4 separate regions of the Homo sapiens genome follow, and regions 1, 2 and 4 are each linked to region 3. Evidence: read pairs that join two places in POLR2A ChIA-PET (ENCODE). Cell type or tissue: K562. All regions are shown on one strand. Region 1 overlaps GNB1L (G protein subunit beta 1 like). Region 2 holds the start of TBX1 (T-box transcription factor 1). Region 3 overlaps GNB1L (G protein subunit beta 1 like). Region 4 has its middle 13 kb from the start of TBX1.

The links. ChIA-PET counts read pairs that join two places held together with the same protein. Peaks named below come from ENCODE experiments on the same cell type or tissue, not always from the same donor. Only the 100,000 strongest peaks of a DNase experiment are listed, where the experiment ranks them.
Region 1: POLR2A ChIA-PET joins it to region 3 with 14 read pairs; 7 of 35 experiments call an interaction of 5 or more read pairs at or near these places.
Region 2: POLR2A ChIA-PET joins it to region 3 with 13 read pairs; 7 of 35 experiments call an interaction of 5 or more read pairs at or near these places.
Region 4: POLR2A ChIA-PET joins it to region 3 with 12 read pairs; 6 of 35 experiments call an interaction of 5 or more read pairs at or near these places.

Annotation. Positions count from the first base shown.
Region 1 is chr22:19,780,176-19,785,175 of GRCh38, reverse strand. GNB1L (G protein subunit beta 1 like) reads left to right here. Exons shown (of 8, transcript NM_053004.3): 8 at 1-1,953. It also overlaps a transcript of TBX1 not described here. Among named protein-coding and RNA genes, the nearest start is that of TBX1, 22 kb to the right of the region's middle. RefSeq lists enhancers at 662-1,162, 1,163-1,663. In K562, CTCF peaks have their summits at 3,338 and 4,627 (motif pointing right); a DNase peak (open chromatin) is centred at 4,635; H3K4me3 peaks cover 457 bases.
Region 2 is chr22:19,759,869-19,764,868 of GRCh38, reverse strand. TBX1 (T-box transcription factor 1) reads right to left here and starts at 4,091. Exons shown (of 7, transcript NM_001379200.1): 1 at 3,589-4,091; 2 at 1,527-1,628; 3 at 543-714. The coding sequence starts at 4,025. RefSeq lists enhancers at 1,235-2,177, 2,337-3,036. In K562, CTCF peaks have their summits at 4,088 and 4,544; DNase peaks (open chromatin) are centred at 2,628, 2,887, 3,715, 4,218 and 2 weaker places; H3K4me3 peaks cover 2,845 bases; H3K27me3 peaks cover 176 bases.
Region 3 is chr22:19,846,563-19,851,562 of GRCh38, reverse strand. All of the region lies in intron 2 of GNB1L (G protein subunit beta 1 like), which reads left to right. It overlaps RTL10 (retrotransposon Gag like 10), which reads left to right. Exons shown (of 3, transcript NM_024627.6): 3 at 1-5,000. The coding sequence ends at 396. Among named protein-coding and RNA genes, the nearest start is that of GNB1L, 5.8 kb to the left of the region's middle. In K562, CTCF peaks have their summits at 2,679 and 3,614; DNase peaks (open chromatin) are centred at 2,554, 4,102 and 4,602.
Region 4 is chr22:19,770,872-19,775,871 of GRCh38, reverse strand. It overlaps a transcript of TBX1 not described here. Among named protein-coding and RNA genes, the nearest start is that of TBX1, 13 kb to the right of the region's middle. RefSeq lists a silencer at 4,805-4,976. In K562, a CTCF peak has its summit at 2,618 (motif pointing right); a DNase peak (open chromatin) is centred at 3,009; H3K27me3 peaks cover 455 bases.

The sequences.
Region 1 (5,000 bases), 66 kb after region 3:
GATCCTCCCGCCTCTAGCCTCCCAAAGCACTAGAATTATAGGCCTGAGCCACTGCGCCCGGCCCACCATCCTGTTCTTATTGGAAGAATTTCCATGTGTCGAGGCACGGGCACAACGTAGCTGGTCCTCTGCTCAGGGCCCCACAAGGCTGCGTCAGGGTGGCAGCGCGGCTGGGGGCTTTTTCTGTTCAAATCCAGATTCTCGTGGCTGTGAGCCCCAGCCCTGGGCACTGTCCGCCTGGTGGTGTCTTCACAGCCAGCAGGGGTGGCCTTGGGGTGTTCTGTGGAGTAACTTTCACGGCCCAGAGTGGGATCCTGAGTGGCTGGAGCCGTATGCTCCAGCATCCCCAGCCGCTGCCTCCGGTGCAGGTGGAGTGGGCCCCTCTGATTACCAGGAGCTGTCAGAGGGGCAGCAGGTCCCACTCCACTGGCCGGTGGGCAGCTGTGTGCAGGGACGCGGGTCCTGGCACGTCTGCCTGGTGAGGCCCTGCCTCCAGTGCCAAGGGGCCTCCCCTCTCGACGGTGGGCGCCACCATGTGCTGACCTCTGTGCAGCCCCACTTTACAAGGTAGGTTCGGCCAGCACCCCATCCGCGGGCGGGCAGCACTCACCCAGCGTTGCGCCGCCAACAGGGTCCCTCTTAGACAAGCAGCTGTGCCTAGAGCCTTTTCCTTCCTCCCTGCGTGTTACCTGCAGGCCAACAGACGGCCCTGGGTCTGGGACCAGGAGAACCTGCCTCCGCCTCTGGCAGTGGGTGTCCCTGCAGGCAGATTGGGCTTGGCACGTAGACACCGAGGGGTCAGCCGATGCCGGGAGATGATCCCGGGAAGGGCTCCGGAGCACAGCCCAGGACCCGCCGCCGCTGCTGGGCGCTCCATGTTGACGTGCTGTGCGTGTCTCCACTCCCCAGGCAATGATGTTCAATCAGGTGTTTCCCACCTGTGTCTCTGCCAAGAAGCCACAGAACACCCTCTGCACAAAAGGAGTGTTTGCACAAAGAAAAACAACCCTCCGGGGGTTCTTTAGAAATGCTTATACTCAATTAGCTAGAACTTCATGTGAAATCCCAGCGTGGAAGACAACAAGCCGGCACCGGTGAAAACTTTGCTGTGCACCTGCCCTCTACCAAGCTGCCAGCCCCACCAGCCCTGTGGTCCTAGGTGGGCACAGCTGCTGCACGGTCCCCCAGGCCTGCCTCTCCTCGGGGTCTCAACCTTCATACCAGATTTGCCAGCATCCCCATTCCCGCCTTGTGGGTGGAGAGTCCTTGAGACCCTCTGTCACTCTGTCAGCTTCCCCAGGTCAGCGAGCTGTGGCTTGGCTCCCACGCATCAGCTTTTATGGGAGGCCCATTAGGAGCTGGGCAGGAGGGACAGAGGGGAGGCCAGGCAGCCACTGCTGAGTGGGACGGGTAGCCCAGCCCATGAGGCTGGCCAGCCCTACAGGGGAGGTCCCACAGCACTGGCCGGGAAGTCCACATAGGAAAGCATCAGTTGAGGGATGAAGCCACGGACGATGGGGACAACGGCCACAGGGTGTGCTAAGCTGAGGAAATTAGTAGGAGGTGCTCATAAGCTGTTTTGTTTTTTGGTTTGTTTGTTTGTTTTTTCTTTTAAGAGACCAGGGACAGTGGGGGTCTCACTCTGTCACCCAGGCTGGAGTGCAGTGGCATGATCATAGCTTACTGCAGCCTCCAACTAATAGGCTCAAGTGATCCTCCTGCCTCAGCCTCCCGAGTAACTCATGGCCTTTAAGTGAACTGCTTCCACCATCCAGCTGTGCAGGTGGCCTGGGAACAGCAGCACATCTGTCCCCTGCCACCTCTTGCATGCACACTTGACCTCCTGACTTGGGCTCTGAAACCTGTAAAATGTGGGGTGTAGAGAAATCGAGTCATTTGGCCTCATCCTGGTGCCATTATCTCTTGCTACATTAATAAACCACCTCAAACAGAGCAGCATAACAGCCATTCTGGGCACGTGGGCTCCGTGGGTCGGGAATTTAGGAGAGGCTGGGCTGAGCAGTTTGTCTACTCCACGGGGTGATGGCCAGGGCTGGAGGATTCGCTTCCATCACAGCCTCTTCACTCAGGTGCTTGGAGCCTTGGCTTCATTCAGGGGCTGGGCACAGCGGGGACCACCAACCTGAGTACCTTCAAGTGTCCTTGCAGTGTGGTGGTCTCAGGGACTCAGACTTCTTACTTGGGGGCTTCAAGAGCACGTCCAGCAAGCCAGGTTGGAGCCCAGAGCCTTCTGTGACCAGCCCTGGAGTCCAGGAGAGGGGAAACAGATCCCTACACTGGGTGGAGGAAGGTCAAAGTGTTTGTGGCCTTTATCAAATAAGGCTTGTCCTTGTTTCTCTTTGTGTAGCAAGAAAGAGTGAACACAGACAGCTGAGGCCCCAGAAACAGGGAAGGAGCTAGAATCCATGCACATCAGCCTCACACACCATCAGTAGGTGGGAAGAGTCCAGTGTGCACCCACTCAGCTTGCACAGCCACAGGCAGCCTGCCCAGGACCACCCTGTCACTCAGCCCTGCGGGTGTGATAAGACACTGACAAGGAAGGTTAGTCCTTCCTTGTCCCAACACACCAGGCAATATCTCCAAATGAAAGGATAATGCAATGGGCTCTCCCATCCATGAAACCCAAAGAATCGCTCATCTCAGGAAGAGATGCTAAAGTGTCACAAACTGAAAGCAAATACAAAAGATGGGCTAAAGAGTTCCTCAACATAACAAGAGGTTTTGTTATCAAAAGAGACTCAGCATTAAAAATAATAAAATACTTAAGAATTAGCTTAACTAGGGAGGTGAAAGACTTGTACACTGAAATCTATAAAACACTGCTGAAAGAAATTAAAACATAAATAAATGGAAATACATCCCATGTTCATGGATTGGAAAACTTAACATTGTTAAGATATCCATACTACCCAAAGCAGTCTACAGATTCAATGCATTCCCTTCAAAAATCCCAATGACATTTTTTGTAGAAATAGAAAAAGCCATTTTGAAATTCATATGGAGTCTCAAGGACCCCTTAATAGCTAAAACAATCTTAAAATGAATAAACTTGGAGGATTCATACTTCCTGGTTTCAAAATTTACTATAAAGCTATAGTAATCAAAACAGTGTGGTACTGGCATAAAGGCAGATGTAAAGACCAATGTAATAGAATAGACAGCCTAGAAATAAACCAGTGATATTTTTCTCAATTAGAAACAGGGTCTCACTGCGTTGCCCAGTCTGGTCTTGAACTCCTGGCCTCAAGCAATTCTCCTACCTCTGCCTCCCAAGTAGCTGGGACTATAGGTACATGCCACTGCACCTGGCTGGCCAAATGATTTTTAATGTGGTGACCATTCAATGGGGGAAAAGACTGTCTTTTTAACAAATGATGTTGGGAAAACTGGATTTACAAATGCAAAAGAATGCAGTTTGATCCCCCACCTCATACCCTATAAACTCAAAATAGAGCAAAGACCTAAATTAAGACCTAAAACCATAAAACCCTTAGAAGAAAACATAGGCCAAAAGCTTCATGACATTGAATTTAGCAATAAATTCTTGGATATGACACGAAAGGCACATTTCACAAAAGAAAAAAATAGACAAACTGGACTTCATGAAAATTTAAAAGTTGTATGCATCAAAAGACACCATCAACAGAGTAAAAAAGCAGCCCACAGACTGAGAGAAAATCTTTACAAACCATATATCTGATAAGGGATTAATATCCACAATATATAGAGAACTCCTAAAACTCAACAACAACAAAAAAGCCGATTCAAAAATGGGCCATCCTGGGTGCCGTGGTATGTACCCAGTTATTCAAGAGGCTGAGGCAAGAGGATCACTTAATCCAGGAGCTGGAGTCCAGCCTGGGCAACATAGTGAGACCCTGTCTCTAAAAATTAAAAATTAAAAAAAAATAGACAAATGACTTAAGTAGACATATCTCCAAAGAAGATGTATGAGTAGCCAGCAGGCACAGCATCACTATCCTCTGGGGAAATGCAAGTCAGAACTATAATGAGACAGATACTGCCTTACACCCATGAGGATGGGTACACCAAAAATAAAAACAAAACAGGGCCGGGTGCAGTGGCTCACGCCTGTAATCCCAGCACTTTGGGAGGCTGAGGCGGGTGGATCACGAGGTCAGGAGATCGAGACCATCCTGGCTAACATGGTAAAACCCCGTCTCTACTAAAACTACAAAAAATTAGCTGGGCGTGGTGGCGGGCACCTGTAGTCCTAGCTACTCGGGAGGCTGAGGCAGGAGAATGGCATGAACCCAGGAGGCAGAGCTTGCAGTGAGCCGAGATCGCGCCACTGCACTCCAGCCTGGGCGACGGAGCGAGACTCCATCTCAAAAAAAAAAAACAAAAAAAAAAACAGAAAACAAGTGTGTGGAGAAATCTGAACCCTTGTGCGCTATTGGTGGGAATGTAAAAATGGAGTAGCAGCTATGGAAAACAGTGTGGTCATTTCTCAAAATCCTGGACATAGAATTACCATATGAGCCAGCAGTTCCTCTTGTGGCAGAATACCCAAGAGAACTGAAAGCAGGGCTGCAAAGATATTTCTATACCCACGTTCATAGCGGCATTACTCACAGCAGCCAACAGGTGGGAGCAACCCAAGTGTCCATTGACAGAAGAATGAATCAACAAAACGTGGTACAGACATACAACAGAATAGTGTTCAGCCTTATAAAGGCAGGGAGTTCCGACACAGGCTAGAACACGGATGAACCTTGAGGTCCTTACACTCAGTGAACTAAGCCAGCCACAAAAAGACAAATGCTGTGTGATTCCACTTACATGAGGCGCCTAGAGTAGTCAGATTCACAGAGACAGAGAGTAGAATGCTGGCTGCCAGGGGAGGGGAATGAGGAGTTCTTGTTTAATGGGGACAGAGTTTCAGTTTTCTGAGATGAAGAGTTCTGAGATGGCTGGTGGTGATGGCTGCACAGTCATGTGGATGGACTTCATGC
Region 2 (5,000 bases), 87 kb after region 3:
GGCAATGAGTTTCCTGGATGAGTTGGGCAAAACCCTTAATTCCAAGATGAGGCTGGGTCACTGGGCCAAGAGGAGGCTGTGACCCATTGGCAACTGCCAGGAATGAGCTCCAAGTGGCAAAAGATCTGGGTTTAGGTTCTCTTTCCTTAGGTGCCTGCCCAGCGACCTCACTGGCCTGGACTCCATAAAGCCTCTTTCTCCAGCCCCCTTGCAGGGCCCCATCTTTTCCATTAAAAAAGCTTCCTGCATAAAATCAGGAGTGGGGTGAGAGAAGGAGGGCGACCCCTCTCCCAGGGCCCAGGCCCACTAGGCTGTGCGACCCCTGACCAGAGGCCGCTCTCCTCATCGGCACACCAGCACTGCCCAAGCTCCGCCTCAGCCTCTAGCCTCGCAGGGACTCTAAAGGGCCTCCTCGGGGACAGCCCAGAGCCGCCTGGGGACAGCCGGGGGCCTGGGGATTCTACAGGCCTCTTAGGGACAGGCGGGTGCCTCGGGACTCGAGGCCTTGGGGGACACCGGAGCCTGGGGAGGCAGTCGCTCACGTGGCCGTTGTCGTCCAGTAGGTTGTTGGTCAGCTTGAGCTTGTCGAAGGACACGATTTGCTTCATCCACTGCGCGCCCTTGGCAGGCGAGTCCGGGTGGTAGTGCACGCGGCCTGGCGTGGCAGGGTCGGCCTTCCCCGCCACCAGCCAGGAGGAGCTGTGGAAGGCGTACCTGGAGCGGCACGGGGTGGGGTCGTGCATGTGGAGGTGAACCCAGAGGGCCTTGACCCGTGTGCTGGGCGAACCCTAAAAGTGCCTTTGAGAAGTTTCCCCACCTGTGAGATTGAACCCTCTGCTGCCGCATGTGCTGGGAGCTTTTCCAAGGGGGACTATGGACTAAACAGAGAACTCCCACCCACCCCAACACTCAAAACAATCAAGGAACTGGACACCCTGTGGGGCACCGAGAGGGGGAGGCTGGGCTCCTGCCATCTCATTTCGCTGGATGCGGGTCCTCCCGCCCCGGTGCCGCTGCGGTGGGAGCCCACACTTGGCCTTGCCGGGCCTCAGGCACAGGGCAGTGCGCGTTCTCTTTATTAATTGCTGTTAATTGTCCGGGCAGCTGAGGCCCGCCCTGCATAATCTCTCCTGGCCACCCCACCTTTCCGGCCCAGCTCCAGGATCCAGAGTTCCCTGGGGATGGGGGAAGGGGACTAGGCGCTCAGGCCGGCCTCCTGGGAGAGGGAGACTTGAAGAAGTCCGGGGCTGAGTACTTGGCTGACCACCCTAGGGCCACACCAGCCCAGGGGAGCAAGAGCTGTCTGCAGCCTGCGGCTCCAGAGGCGGGTTCTGAGAGGGCATGGAGTAGGGTTGTGGGTCTGGGGTCAGATGGGAGTGGAGGAGGGAGCGGGTTGATCGGGCAGCATCGCAGGTGCCTAAAGAGTTTCATGGTGCAGACGACCCTTGGAGTTGGGTCACCAGGCGGAGACCCGCCACTTTCCAGGGTGCCCTCCCGGTCCCTCACGCTTACAACCACTCGCTCACCGGTAGCGCTTATCGTCCACCGGCACGAAGTCCATGAGCAGCATATAGTCGGCCATGGGATCCATGCCGAAGAGCTTCACTTGGAAGGTGGGAAACATCCGCCTGGGGGTGATGAGGCCTTGGGTCACCCTAGCTGGTGGAAGGCAGCCCCCCTTGACCTGCCTGGGGCTGGCGGCCCCTCTGCTCGGCCCCTCCCTCCAGCCTCTGGGGGCTGCTGTGTCGTCCCAGCCCTTGGGCTCCATCTTTCCTGGCTTAGCTGCTCTAATCTGGGCAGGCCCCTACTCAACTGGGAGCTTGGCGCAGCAGGGGAGCCTCCTGGGCCGTTCCTGGACACAGAAATGGCCAGCCCAGCGCTGGAGCCCCCACCTTCGGCAACCTTGGCCTACATAAACTCGGCCTCGCCCTTGCTGACTTTTTGGCCTCTTGGTCCCAGCTTCGGCCGGCAGCAGGGTGCCTAACGTGCGCCCTTAGCAGAGCCTCCCCAGCTTGATCGAAGCAGCTCCCGGCTCCAACAAAGTGAAACCGGGTAGTCCTGTGTGAGTTCAAGGCGTCCCCGCTGCCCTTTTAGCTGGGTCTTCGGCTGTTACCCAATCCCCTCAGTGAGGCCAAGGCTCAGAGCCCTCCCTCCCCTGACTCTCAGGGCCCCTCTCTATCATGGCCCCATGATAAGAGTCTCCCCACCTTCCTCAGGGCACAGGGCAAGCTTCCACTCCCCTTAAGACACATAACCCCAAGACGCAGCTACCCAGAGTGTACTCAGTTTGTGTCTTTCCTGTTCCTCAAATCTCCCCCGCTTTGGACCCTGGCTCAGTGACCAGTCAGGGCTCTTGAAAGGACATTCTGCAGTGCCTGGACGGGTGTAGGCCATGGGCTACCCCCACATGATGGCACAGCAGTAGTGGCCGTGGGGCCCTTCAGGACAACACAAGGATTGGCCCTCACTTGCCGTCCCCTCTGCCTCCCCTCACAAGCAACTCCCTGCAGGCGGTGGGCAGAAGACAGATGCCAGGAGCCAGCCTCTAGGACAGGCCCGCTCCCTCCCCCACCCGAAGCCTCTGCAGGCTGGAGGGTGCTGCGGGACGTGGGCTCCCGGGTGAAGCCCAGCGCCGACAAGGCCCTTGCCGGGCTGGCCTGAGCCAGCGGCTGGGCTGCCGCTGTCCTCAGGAGGGCCTGTGTGCCTGGGGACAGCAAGGAGGGCCTGGAAAAAAACCACAGAGCTGGAGCAGAGCACAGGCCCAGGTTCCTCAGAAAGGACGCCGGCAGCAGGGAAACAGAAACCACGAGAAGGCTTTGCAAACAGGCCCTGAGCTCCCCTTGGCTGTTCGGACTCCGAGCTGGTGTGTACATTAGACACAGCGCGGCACCCGCCTTTGTCTACCGGTCAAATCGGGTGCATCTGCAAAACTTGTTCCCCTTGTCTCTTGGTCTTTAAAACAAATACAGGCCGGTTGGGAGGTGACGGGCCGCTGGATACAGAGCCAGGCCCCACAACTATAGGGATCTAGGTTGAAGGAAACTGGGTAGCAACTTCCACGCAACAGTGCACGCTGTTTTTAAGGGTAATCCTCTCCTGAAAGTGTCCAGAGAGTTGCCCGGCTGCCGCTCTTTATCTTGCCCGCATAGACTGAACTCCAGAACTGAACCAGAGTTTTCTTGAGGTGGGATTTACTAGGAGTCGGCCGGGCGGTGAGGCCCCCTGGACGCCGCTGCCTGCCCCCAGCCGGGTGCGCCCCAAGCCGGGCCGGTTTCTGGGCCGCGCGGCGTCCTGGGGCTGCGGGGCGGGCGGGCGAGTCCCGCGGGGCTCCTCGCCGTTCCCGTGCGGCCCGCGCCGTCTCCTCCCGCCCCGGCGGAGGATAGGTGTTAGGAGGGGAGCGCCGGGCGGCTGTCGCCGGAGCCGGGACGGCGAACAGCGAAGGAGGCAGCGGGGCCCAGAGGGGCCCGCAGGTGGCCAGGCCGCGCCCCCGACCCGGCTTTCGGCCCCGCTCGCGCGGATCAGGCGGAGGCCCGCAGCCCTGGCGGCAGCACGTGGGGAGGGTCGCGGCGTGGGGAGGGGCGCCCTGACCTGCCGGCCTTGGTGACGATCATCTCGGTGCCCAGCTGGTTGAACTCGTCCCACAGCGCCTTCATCTCTAGCTGCACGCTCACACCGGCCACCTTCGCGTTCTTCTTCACCGGCGCCTTGGCTGCGGCCGCGCAGCTGGCCCCGGGGCCCTCGGGCTCGGCGGCGGCGCTGGTGGCGGCCCCGGCGGCCGGCGCAAACGGGTAGGCGTGCGGCGGCGGCGGCGGGCCCGGGGCGCCGGGGGCGGCGGCGGCGCACGGGTCGTAGCGCGGCGGCGGCGGCGGGGGCTCGCGCGGGCCGTACGGGTCGGCGCCGGGCGACGCGGCGCCCGGGAAGCCCCCCGCGGCCCCCAGGCTGCTCAGGCTGCTGGCCGTGAAGGCTGCAACGTCGCAGAAATGCGAGAGCTGCGTGAGCCACGGGCTGGACACGGCGGAGATCATGACCCGCGGGCCGCCGCCGCCGCCCCCGCCACCAAGCTGAGCGCTGCCCCGCGCCGCGGGCCGAGTGGCGGGCGCCGCGCTGCGTGCGCCCCGGGCCGTGCAGCCCCACACCGCAGGCCGGCCCCGAGGAGGCGCCCCGCCCCGCCCCGCCCGGGGCCCCCCCACCCCCGCGCGGAGACAATGGACTAGATCCCTCCCCCGGCCCTCGCCCCTCCCCCGCCCCTTCCCCCTCCCCGGCCCCCAGCCCGCCCGCCGCGGCTCGCTCGGCCCGGGGCCCCCCGACCGCCCGGACCGGCTCACCGGTGCGCCGGGCCCGTCGGCCGGCCCTCGCTCTGCCGCCCGCCCGCGTGCGTTTCTCCTCTCTCTCTCCCAGACGTTCTTTTCCTAATTTGTTATTTTACCTTTGTCGTCCTCATTTAAATTTTCCCTCCCGATCATCTTTTTTCTTCCCCTATCTCTGTAGTTTCTCTTTATTTCTGTTTTACTTTCCGCCTCTTCCCCTTTTCCTCCATCCTCGCCTTCCTTTTCACTTTATTTTTAATCATTCTTTGTCTTTCTTTTAGTCGGTGCCTTTCCTCTTATTTTTGTATGTCCTTTGTTTTTTATGTTTTTCTTTTTAAAAAAAAAAAAACTAAAGTCTTTCCTTTTTTTCTTTTTTATGACTTCGCTTTCTGTCTTAAATTTTCCCTTCGTTTTCTCTCTTCTCTTTCGCTCTTGCTTTTTATTGCCTTTTCGTGTCCTTCTGTTTCTCCCCTACCTTCTTCTTTGGGTTTTTTGTGTTTTCTCCCCTTTGCTCAATTTCGTCTCCACGGCTTCCTCGAGGCTTTCTCTCCTTCTGTGAAACTCTCCCGCTCTCTCCTCTCTTATTAACTTTCCTCCCCCCTCTCCAGGCTCACGGCCACCTCTGCTCTCCTTCCCAGCCTCACTCGCCCTCTTCCGGGCCTGTGTATACCTGAGTGCCCATCTCCAAGCTGG
Region 3 (5,000 bases):
TTACCAGCCGCCATGGCCACCCCTGCTGTGTCTGGGTCCAACTCTGTATCTAGAAGTGCTCTGTTCGAGCAGCAGCTGACCAAGGAGAGCACCCCTGGGCCCAAGGAGCCCCCAGTCCTGCCCAGTTCTACATGTAGCTCCAAGCCTGGTCCTGTGGAACCAGCCTCTTCCCAGCCAGAGGAGGCAGCCCCCACACCTGTCCCTAGACTGTCGGAGTCAGCTAATCCTCCTGCCCAGAGACCAGACCCAGCTCATCCAGGAGGTCCAAAACCCCAGAAAACAGAGGAGGAGGTTTTGGAGACAGAGGGAGACCAGGAGGTGTCCTTAGGTACCCCACAGGAGGTGGTGGAGGCCCCGGAGACCCCAGGAGAGCCACCACTTTCTCCTGGGTTCTGAACACAGCCCAGGTGGGAACAATGCTGCCCCTCATGATGAAGTGGCCTGTGTGGCTTGAGCGCCCCATAGTCCCCAGTCAGAGCAGAGTGGTGTCCCCAGATGACTTCAGACCCCATAGCTGGGCAAGATGCGCTTGTTTTGGACTCTGCGCTGAGCAGAACCAGCTCCCCCAACTCCAGCAGAGCTTGACCTCCGCCCTGTGCCCTTTCCCTGCTGCTGGCTCTCTGCTGCATCCCTGCCCGTCTTCTGGGAGTGCCGTCTCACCCAGGCCTGCTCCCACGAGGGGGTCGTTTTGTAGATCAACTCTCAGCAGATAGTTGCATCATCTTTGTCACCTCCACCCCCATAAAACACCCCCCTTGGTGTCTTCCACACTGGCTGGGACTGAACTGGGTCTGCCACGTCTGCCCTGTTGGGACCTCGTTCCTGTATGGGGTTTCTGTGTCTGTCCCCCTAGCCCCACCCTCTCTGCTCCCTGTGACTTCTGTCCCAGCTGGAATGTGAGGAAGGCTGCCTGGAGGAAGTGGCCACTTTGATTCTGGGGGATGAGTGGGATAGCATCTTGGCAAAGAATGATGTTTCCTGTGGGATTACCAGCAGTTCTGGGCAGCTGGAAGGTTTGGATGCAGGAAGGTGGGATGCAAGCCCCTTGCCAGGCTCAGCTGCAGGCATTCGCCCTTTGTGTGTTAACACTGTAGCTCTAATCGTGCCTGGTGTTCTGAAGCAGGCTCCTCTTCCCTGCTGCTGTGCTGCCATCCCCTGCTCACTCCGCACTCGCATGCATTGCGGATTCAGCACTTAAGCCCTAGTGTGTAAATGACTTGGATCTCCCTCCTGGCAGACTGTGACCCTCAGCACAGGGGCTCTGTCTTAGTCAGCTCTGTGGCCTGGTACACAATTGGTGCTCATTAAACACGTGTTGGATTACTGGCTGAGGTGGTGCAGTGGCTGCCTACCAGCAAGTCTTTGTTTCCCATTCTGTCAGGAGCAGAGGCCTGGCCATGAGCATTCCAGGTCAGCATTGCAGCTGTGGTTTCTGGCAGGGGCTTTGAGGGTCCAAGGGTCTGATCAAAGAAGCTGGGTGGGGCTGAGTAGGGGGTGGGTGGCTCTGCAGGTAGAGAACTGACTTCCGAGAGCTGTAGGTGAAGTGAGGACCAGGCAGCAGTCCAGAGCTGTGAGGCCCCAGGCCCAGAGGAATGGAATGAAGAAAGACCTGTTCCACACAAGGAGGGGTTTTCTAGTGGAAGCTGAGCTTGGAAGCTCCTGGAGCCAAGTTTACCACAGGATAGGCAGGTACAGCCGCCCAGTGTGTGCAGTGTGTGCCCACTCTGGTGCTTGGACAAGAAGTTCAAGTCCCTTTCAGGTTTACAATTGTGAAAACAACAAAACAACACCTTCCTGGAAAGTAGGAAGAAAAAGCAGAAATGTGAATTGGAAATACAGCCAACTATTTTAGGAAAAACTAATTAGCAAGCATCTGATTAAACTTATTCAGAAACTGGCCGGGAGCAGTGTCTCACACCTGTAATCCCAGCACTCTGGGAGGCCAAGGTGGGTGGATCACCTGAGGTCAGGAGTTCAAGACCAGCCTGACCAGCATGGAGAAATCCATCTCTCCTAAAAATACAAAATTAGCCAAGTGTGGTGGTGCATGCCTGTAATCTCAGCTACTTGGGAGGCTGAGGCAGAAGAATTGCTTGAACCCAGGAGGCAGAGGGTGTGGTGAGCCGAGATCACGCCATTGCACTCCAGCCTGGACAACAAGAGTGAAACTCCATCCCAAAAAAAAAAAAACAACAAAAAACAAAAACCTTATTTAGAAAAATATAAATTGTTGGGATTATTTTATGGTAACTATCACTAGAAAAGGCTCTGGGTTCAGATGGTTTTATGTGTGAGTTATTTCAGGGCACAGATACCTTGTAGGTAAAACAACTGGAAACCTTGGAAATAGGTGGGAAGCTATTTTTAGAAAGCAGGTATAGCCCTGGTAGCAAAGCAAGTGAGCTGGCAGAAGAAACCCATTTTCAGTCTTGATTCTGGTCAGATGTGAGAAGTCCCTGGATGTCCTGGCCCAGCCCCATGCTTCTGTGCCAGGTCACAGCTGCCCTCCGTCCGATGACTCAGGCCCCATCCCCCCTTTTGTGGGTTGGGTCAGACTGCTCCCTGATGCCTACCTCCAGTGCACTGTGGCCTGGCTCACCTGTGGGTCTGGCAGTAGAACCCAGAGTTGCTCTCTAGGATGGACAGCCTAGTCACCCAGCTGACCTTTACCCTGTCCCACAGGCTTCTGGACAGGCCACCTTCCCCATCTCCCTTTAGTGGACCTGAAGTGGATACTCCAGCCTGGGATTGCTGCCTTCTCTTTTGAACCCTGTCCTATTGGGGCTTTGGGGCTTTTGTGCCCTTGGGACCCAGGCAGCTCCTGGGGGTGTGTGAGTTATGGTCTGCCGTGTGTCTGAGGGCCAGTCATGCAGCATCCACCTAGGCAGGCTTGAGAGTCCTTGGGAGAGTCCAGGTGACCTGGTTTTTAATTAAAACGCGTCCTGTTTATTGTGGTTGGGCTCTGCCCAGAAAGGAAGGTAGGGCCTTGAAGTGGTGATGTCCAGGTTTCCTGCACAGGTAGGGTGGAGGCAACGATGGACTCTGGCATGGCCTTCCAGACAGGCAGTGCACACAGCTCCTTTCAGAGTGGCTTTGTTGCCAGCTGCTGCAGCACCTGCTTTCAGACAGATGATGACCAAGCTGCTTTCCTGCTGGGGGAAGGAGGCATTCCCCCTGGGTTGTTTTTCTCTTCTGGCCCCCACACACTGGCAGACCCGAAGGCAGGGTGCTCAGGAGCTGCAGAGCCTGGCAGGGTTTGCTGGACATGCTCAGGGACGGGCCATGGTGCTGGCTCTGCTTTCTAATCATGGTGTCAGTCCTTCACTTCCCTTGGAAATACCCAGAGATTTTATTTCCTGAAGATAGGACATGATGGGTGCTGTGAGATGGTATTTAAAGTACCTGTCTGCAAGGAAAACTTTAAAATAGGAAGTACTAAGGATAAGGTCCTATGGGATATTGGAATATTTTATAAAGCCACAATAGTTAAAGCACTTAGATGTGGACAGATGAGCAGAGAATAGAGGACTTTGAAACGGGCCAAATAAATATGGAAATTTAGTACAGGCTAGAGGTGTTTCCAATTAACGAGTAAAATGGATTATTCAGTAAAAGCAGTTGGCCCTCTGGAAAATAGTAAAGCCATGTATGTGCCTCACTCTTTATGCCAGTACATATTCCAGATTAAAGATTTCAATGTTACAATTATGAAAGTACTAGAGGAAAATATGGGTGAATTTTTTTTTTTTTTTTTTTTTGCCTATGATTCCAGGATTTTAAAAGTTTTAGATGCCCAGAGTTGTGGAGGTATGGAGAAGTGGACCTTCTCATACTGTTGGTGGGAATACACAATAATATAATTTGACCACGTAACAATTCTAGGCACATGCATGCTGTGACTACTTGCTAGGTGCATGAAGGCTCTTGCCAGGGGTGGTCATGGTTCGGTACCACTACATGGGGGTTTAGAGCAGGGACTGGAGGTTGGCCTTGCCTCCTCCCCTCCCCGCATGAGCTGAGGGTCCTTACCTGACCTTTTTGAGCTGTGACCAGAGTTTTTCCTCATGGGGTGGTTAGAAGGGTTGAATGAGAATGATGCCCATGCAGTGCCTTGGCTGGGGTCTGGGCCCTCTAACACCCACCTCATGGGTGTCACTGTTTTTTGAACAGCAGAACTGGAAAAGCCCAAAGATCCAGCAATAAAGGAGCAAGGCAAATAAAGCTGTTACCCTGCAGGATCAGTCAGCATGAGCCAGATTGTGCTGCAGTAACAAAGATCTCCAACAGCGCAGCGGCTACAGTTGGCACTGCTTATTTCTTGCTTGCACCTGTGGGCCACCGTGGCTGGGGCCTGTCAGACCTGTGCTGACGACAGCCTACCTGGACATATTTCTCCATGCTCACTGAGGCAGGGGAAAGGCCACAGCAGGCCACAAGTAATGTGTGTCACCCCACTTCCATTTCTGTGGCCAAAGGAAGCCACAGAGCCACACCTGAGTTCCATAGGACGGCAGCAGCTGATCATCCTATGGGCTGGGGTGCTCAGTATGGAGAAGTACAAGCAGCCACCCAGCGTGGGGCTGGTTGGTGCTGCTGAGGATGGGAGGATGGGAGGGGCCTGCATCCATCCCAGGGCAACATACCTGTTTGTCTGCTGGGGCTGCCTGACAAAGGACCGCAGGCTAGGGGACTTAAACAACAGACATTTCCTCATGATTCTGGAGCTAGAAGCCTGAGATCAAGGTGTGGGCAGGGTTGGTTTCTCCTGAGGCCTCGCTCCTTGGCCTGCAGATAGCCATCTTCTTGCCGTGTCCCTGTCTGTGTCTGTGTCCTAATCTCTCATAAGCTCACTAGTCTATTGGATCAGGGCCCACCCTCATGACCTCATTTAACCCTGAATTACCTCTTTAAAGACCCTGTCTTCAAATGTAAGTACTAGGGGTTAGGACTTGAACATAAAAATATTGAAGGGACATAGTTCTGCCCACAGCGGTGCCCGC
Region 4 (5,000 bases), 76 kb after region 3:
CAGGCTCCAGGCGAGCACTCCAGGCCATGCGGCCTCACTGGGGAGTCTGGGCCCACTTGGGCAGGGGGAGGAGTGCGGAGAGGGCCCTGGGGCACCGCTTCATGCCAGGTGGGACTTGGGAGCTCCTGGCCTCAGAATATTCGGGGCCCCACCACTAGCTCCTTCAGACAGGGTGCGGCCATGTGGGAAGACCTCGCCACAGCAGCCCCATGGCTCCGGACCTGTGGTTCCGAGCGTGCATTGCAGGAGGTGAAAAGCATACCCCACCTCCACCCACCAGATGCCAGAAGCACCCCCACCCAGTGTCCCAGGCACTGTCAAACACCCCAGGGGGCAAGACTGCTCCTGTTAAAAAACCACCGCTTTAGAGGCAGGTAGGGAATTGGTCAATCCAAGATGGATAGCAGTGGCTTTTGCAAACTGTGGATGATCTAGGATTTTTAAATTGTTAAACATACATTTAAAAACACAAATTTTGGCTGGGCGCAGCGCCTCACTCCTGTAATCCCAGCACTTTGGGAGGCTGAGGTGGGCGGATCACCTGAGGTCAGGAGTTCGAGACCAGCCTGGCCAACATGGTGAAACCCCGTCTCTACTAAAAATAGAAAAAATTAGCTGGGTGTGTTGGCAGGTGCCTGTAATCCCAGCTACTTGGGAGGCTGAGGCAGGAGAATCGCTTGAACCCAGGAGGTAAAGGTTGCAGTGAGCCAAGATCGCGCCACTGTACTCCAGCCTAGGTGACAAGGGAGAAACTCTGTTTCAAAAACATAAAAACCAAAAAACCCACAAATTTGGCCAGGTGTGGTGGCTCACACCTATAATCCCAGCACTTTGGGAGGCCGAGGTGGAAGGAGAGCCTGAACCCGAGTTCGAGGCTAGCCTGGGCAACACAGTGACACCCTGTCTCTACAAAAAATAAAGAATGTGCCATTGTGACCATGTTGAAGTACACAATTCAGTGGCATTGTGTATTCCCGATGCTGTGCGTCCACCTCCAGATGAACGCAAAATGGAACCTCTGTCCCCACTAGACGCCAACTCCCCATTCCTCTCCCCCAGTCCCTAACAATCCCCATTCTCCTGTCTGTTTCTTGAATCTGACTACTTGAGGTGCCTCATGCAAGTGGAATTGTACAGTACAAAATGTGTCCTTTGTGACCGGCTCAATTCACGGAGCATAAGGACCTCAGGGTTCATCCCTGTTGTAGCATGTAACAGAATTCCCTTCCTCTTTAAGGCTGGATAATACTCCACGGTACACACACACCACATTTTGTTGATCCGTTCACTTATCGGTGGACGCTCGGCTCGCCTCCACCTTTTGCTATTTGAGTAATGCTGCTATGAACATGGGTGGAGAAATATCTCTTTGAGACTCTGCTTTCAATTCTCTTGGGTATTTTCCCAGAAGTGGAATTCCTGGAACATACGGTTCTATGTAGAATTTTAATTGATTTTAGAGACAAGATATTGCTCTGTCACTCAGGCTGGCGTGGAGTGGTGTGATCGTAGCTCACTGCAGCCTGGAACTCCTGGGCTCAAGCGATCCTCCTGCCTCAGCCTCCTGAGTAGCTGGGACTACAGGTGCCTAGGCCCGCCCAGGCGGGTCTTGAACTCCTGGCTTCAAGCAGTCCTCCTGCTTCACTCTCCCTAACAACTGTATAATTTTTCAAGGACCCATGACACTGTTCCCCACAGAAGCTGCACTATCTTACAGTCCCACCAGCAGTGTAGACGGCTTCCAGGGGCTCCATGTCCTCACCAACACGTGTTGTTTTCTGTTTTTGTTTTTTAAAATCATCATCATCCTAATGGATATCCAAGTCTTTAATATTCACCTTGAATCACCTTCTGGGTATATATGTGATAGGATCTCTGTCCTGCAGCTCAAATTCTTTCTGGGGAAGAGACCTGTGCATGAGAAACAGCTACTACTGGAATAGCCACTGCTTCCCTCCAGTCGTGGGAAACCTCCCACTGCAGGAGGGAAACTCGGCGGCTGAGGGCCGAGGGGCCAGGTGGGCTTTGCCAGGCAAATCTCCCTCGGCAGCTCAGGAAGGAGACCACGCTGGTGTCCAGGGGTCTGGCCCACCCTGAGACCACTCCCCTCCTGGCAGTGACCGCATCAGGATGCCGAGATGCCTGGGGCTCCATCCTGCAGTCACCTGTTAGAAGGACAGGACTGTGTGAGGCCTGAGGACCCAGGAGAGCAGGTGGAGGTCAGGAGGTGACAGTGGCAGGTGGGGGCCAGCCCTGCAGTAAGCTTCCCAGGCAGTGACTGGGCATGGGCTCTCCTGAAGGGGGTGCCTGCCTGGAGATGGCCCCTTCTGGCTGGCCGCCTGGAGGGAGGGTCCTCCAAGGAAGCCCACACAGCCAAGCTGGAGGGGCCACCTGGAAATGCCTCCGTGGGGTGCTAGGGTGCCCCCAGTTGCAAGTCTCTCTCATAACTAGGCTGTTTCTTTCCAGCACCCACCACACAGGGTGATGGGTGTCTTGGGATGTGCTCCTATGTGTTGGTGTCCACCTCCTGGCGGCCCATTTCCCACCTAGACCTTCCTCTGGGGCCTGAGCAGCAGCTCTTGTCCCCAGAGCTCGGGCCCTGCAGGCTCTCCCAGGAGGTGGCGGAGCAGGCAGGCTTTCAGATCGGTCAGCTGCATCTTAATAAAGCTGCTTGTTTTTCTTAGTCCCTTGAGACTTGACTTATTGTTATCAGAAGGGTGATTATTTGCATGGAAGTGGCTGTTTCCGTATTTTGCCTCAGCTCAACGCCCGTGCTCGTAAGCTCTGAATCCGTGGAGGAACAATGCCACCAGCTAGCGGCCACTCTGCGGTGCCCGGGCTTCCTGTGTAGCCCAGGCCTCGCCTGCAGCCCCAGCAGCACTCGGGTGCAGGAATCCCACCAGCCTGAGGCGACAGGGAAGGGGACCTGTGTCCTGCCAGTGACCCCGATTCTGTCCCTTATCACAAAGGCGGGCTGGAGAAGGGCGCCCGGCAGCTCCTGAGACCCAGCCCCGCGGTGAAGGTCCCTACCCTGCCCTGGGAAGACGTACTGCCTCATGGCTGAAGGTCCAAACCACAGCCATGAGCAACTGGGTAGACTGGGGACTGTTTTGTGGCCCTGCTGCTGTCACCATCTTCGTTCTGTGATGATGTCACAAGAAAAAAAGCTTGTCTTGGGGGAGTAATCCGGAAAACATATTCTGAGATAAAGGATGAATTCAGAAACGGAGGGGAAAAAAAAACTATTTGAGAAGAGGGCTGGGCACGGTGGCTCACGCTTGTAATGCCAGCAATTTGGGAGGCTGAGGCCAAAGGATCACTTGAGGCCAAGAGTTCAAGAGGCAGGAGTTCAAGACCAGCCTGGGCAACATAGCAAGACTCATATGTCTCTACAAAATATTAGCAGGGTGTGGTGGCACACGCCTGTAGTCCCAGCTAATCAGGAGGCTGAGTCTGGAGGATGGCTTGAGCCCCGGAGTTCGAGGCTACAGTGAGCCATGATCACACCACTGCACTCCAGCCTGGGCAACAGAGCAAGACCCTGTCTCAAAAAGAAAAAAAGGCCAACATGGTGAAACCCATGTCTACTAAAAAGACAAAAATTAGCCGGGCGTGGTGGCGGACATCTGTAATCCCGGTTACTTGGGAGGCTGAGGCAGGAGAATCGCTTGAACCCAGGAGGCGGAAGTTGCAGTGAACTGAGATTGTGCCACTGCACTCCAGCCTGGGCGACAGAGCAAGACTCTATCTCAAAAAACAAACAAAAAAACTGTTGAGAGGAACTGAAGCTAGAATGACAGAGGAATGAAGAGGAGATGGGGAAGACTAGGGATGTGCAGGGAGGAGTGTCCTGAGAAATGATGTGAATGAAGAGTAAGGTCCTGGAAGGACAGGGCCACTGTAAGGGCTGGAGACAGAAGCCGGAGTCACCACCTGCAAGAAAGTCACCCAGAGCAACATGCTGGCACCCAGCGTTGCCCGAGGCCACAGTGGGCGCACCGACATGGGCCTCAACTGCAGCACCCTGGCAACTGCCACTGCACCATGGTTTCATGTGCAGCCAAGATCCTTCAGTTAGGCTGAGACCCCCCACTTTGAATAAGAGAACACCAACTTCAGAGGTGTTGAAATGCAGGCAAAAAACCCTGTGCACCTCAGAACTGGTGAAATGGGGAGATGCACCCCAAAGCTTCTGGGGGTCTGCACTGCAGGAAGGGGGCCTGGGCTGGCCACAGAGCAGAGGATGCCAGTGGGGCCGGGAGGAGAGGATTACGTGCTTACTTTGTGCAATTGAAAGCTGATAGATAAAGCATGTTGACAATGCCATCACCCTTTATAATTAAGAAGATAATTTAATTACTGCTATTAAAAGCTAAGCCTCTCCCCCACATGGGCTGGTTTTAGCAAAATATTTCTGGTTCTGCTGTTTCCCACACACAGACCTGGCAGCGGTTAAAGAGAGACACTGAGTCTCCGGAGTTTCATCTGAGGAGCCCATCTGGTTTGAAGTAGTACAACAAGCAGGAAAGGGAATTGAATCAAAGGCACCAGTTGTGTTTTTTGAAATCCAGAAAATGTGTGAGGTAGCACCAAGGAAAAAGGTCTCATCCTGCCCTCCCTAGGCTTGGGTGCCACTATGCCAGGCTGGGGGGCCGTGCCCCCACCTGCTCCTTGGCCAGGCTCTGCAGGATGCTCCTTCAGGGCGGGGGGTGAAGGAGCTTGGCAAGGAGGAGAGGCAGGATGGTGCAGATGCTTGTGGACCCTGCCCGAGCACACCGCCTCATTGGAACCCACAGGGAGGAGAGAAGCAGGAATGAACGTCCCCGTGCCCATGGCTGACACAGGCCTCCACTGTTGACAGAGAGCTTCTCCACACAGGGCGGAGGTCAGCACCACAGCTGAAGGGAAAACTGAGTCTCTGGAACACAGAGTCTCTGGAACACGGGCCACATGCTCTCCCCTGGTGCCCAGCTCCTGGTTGGGTTGCACTGCCTGACACA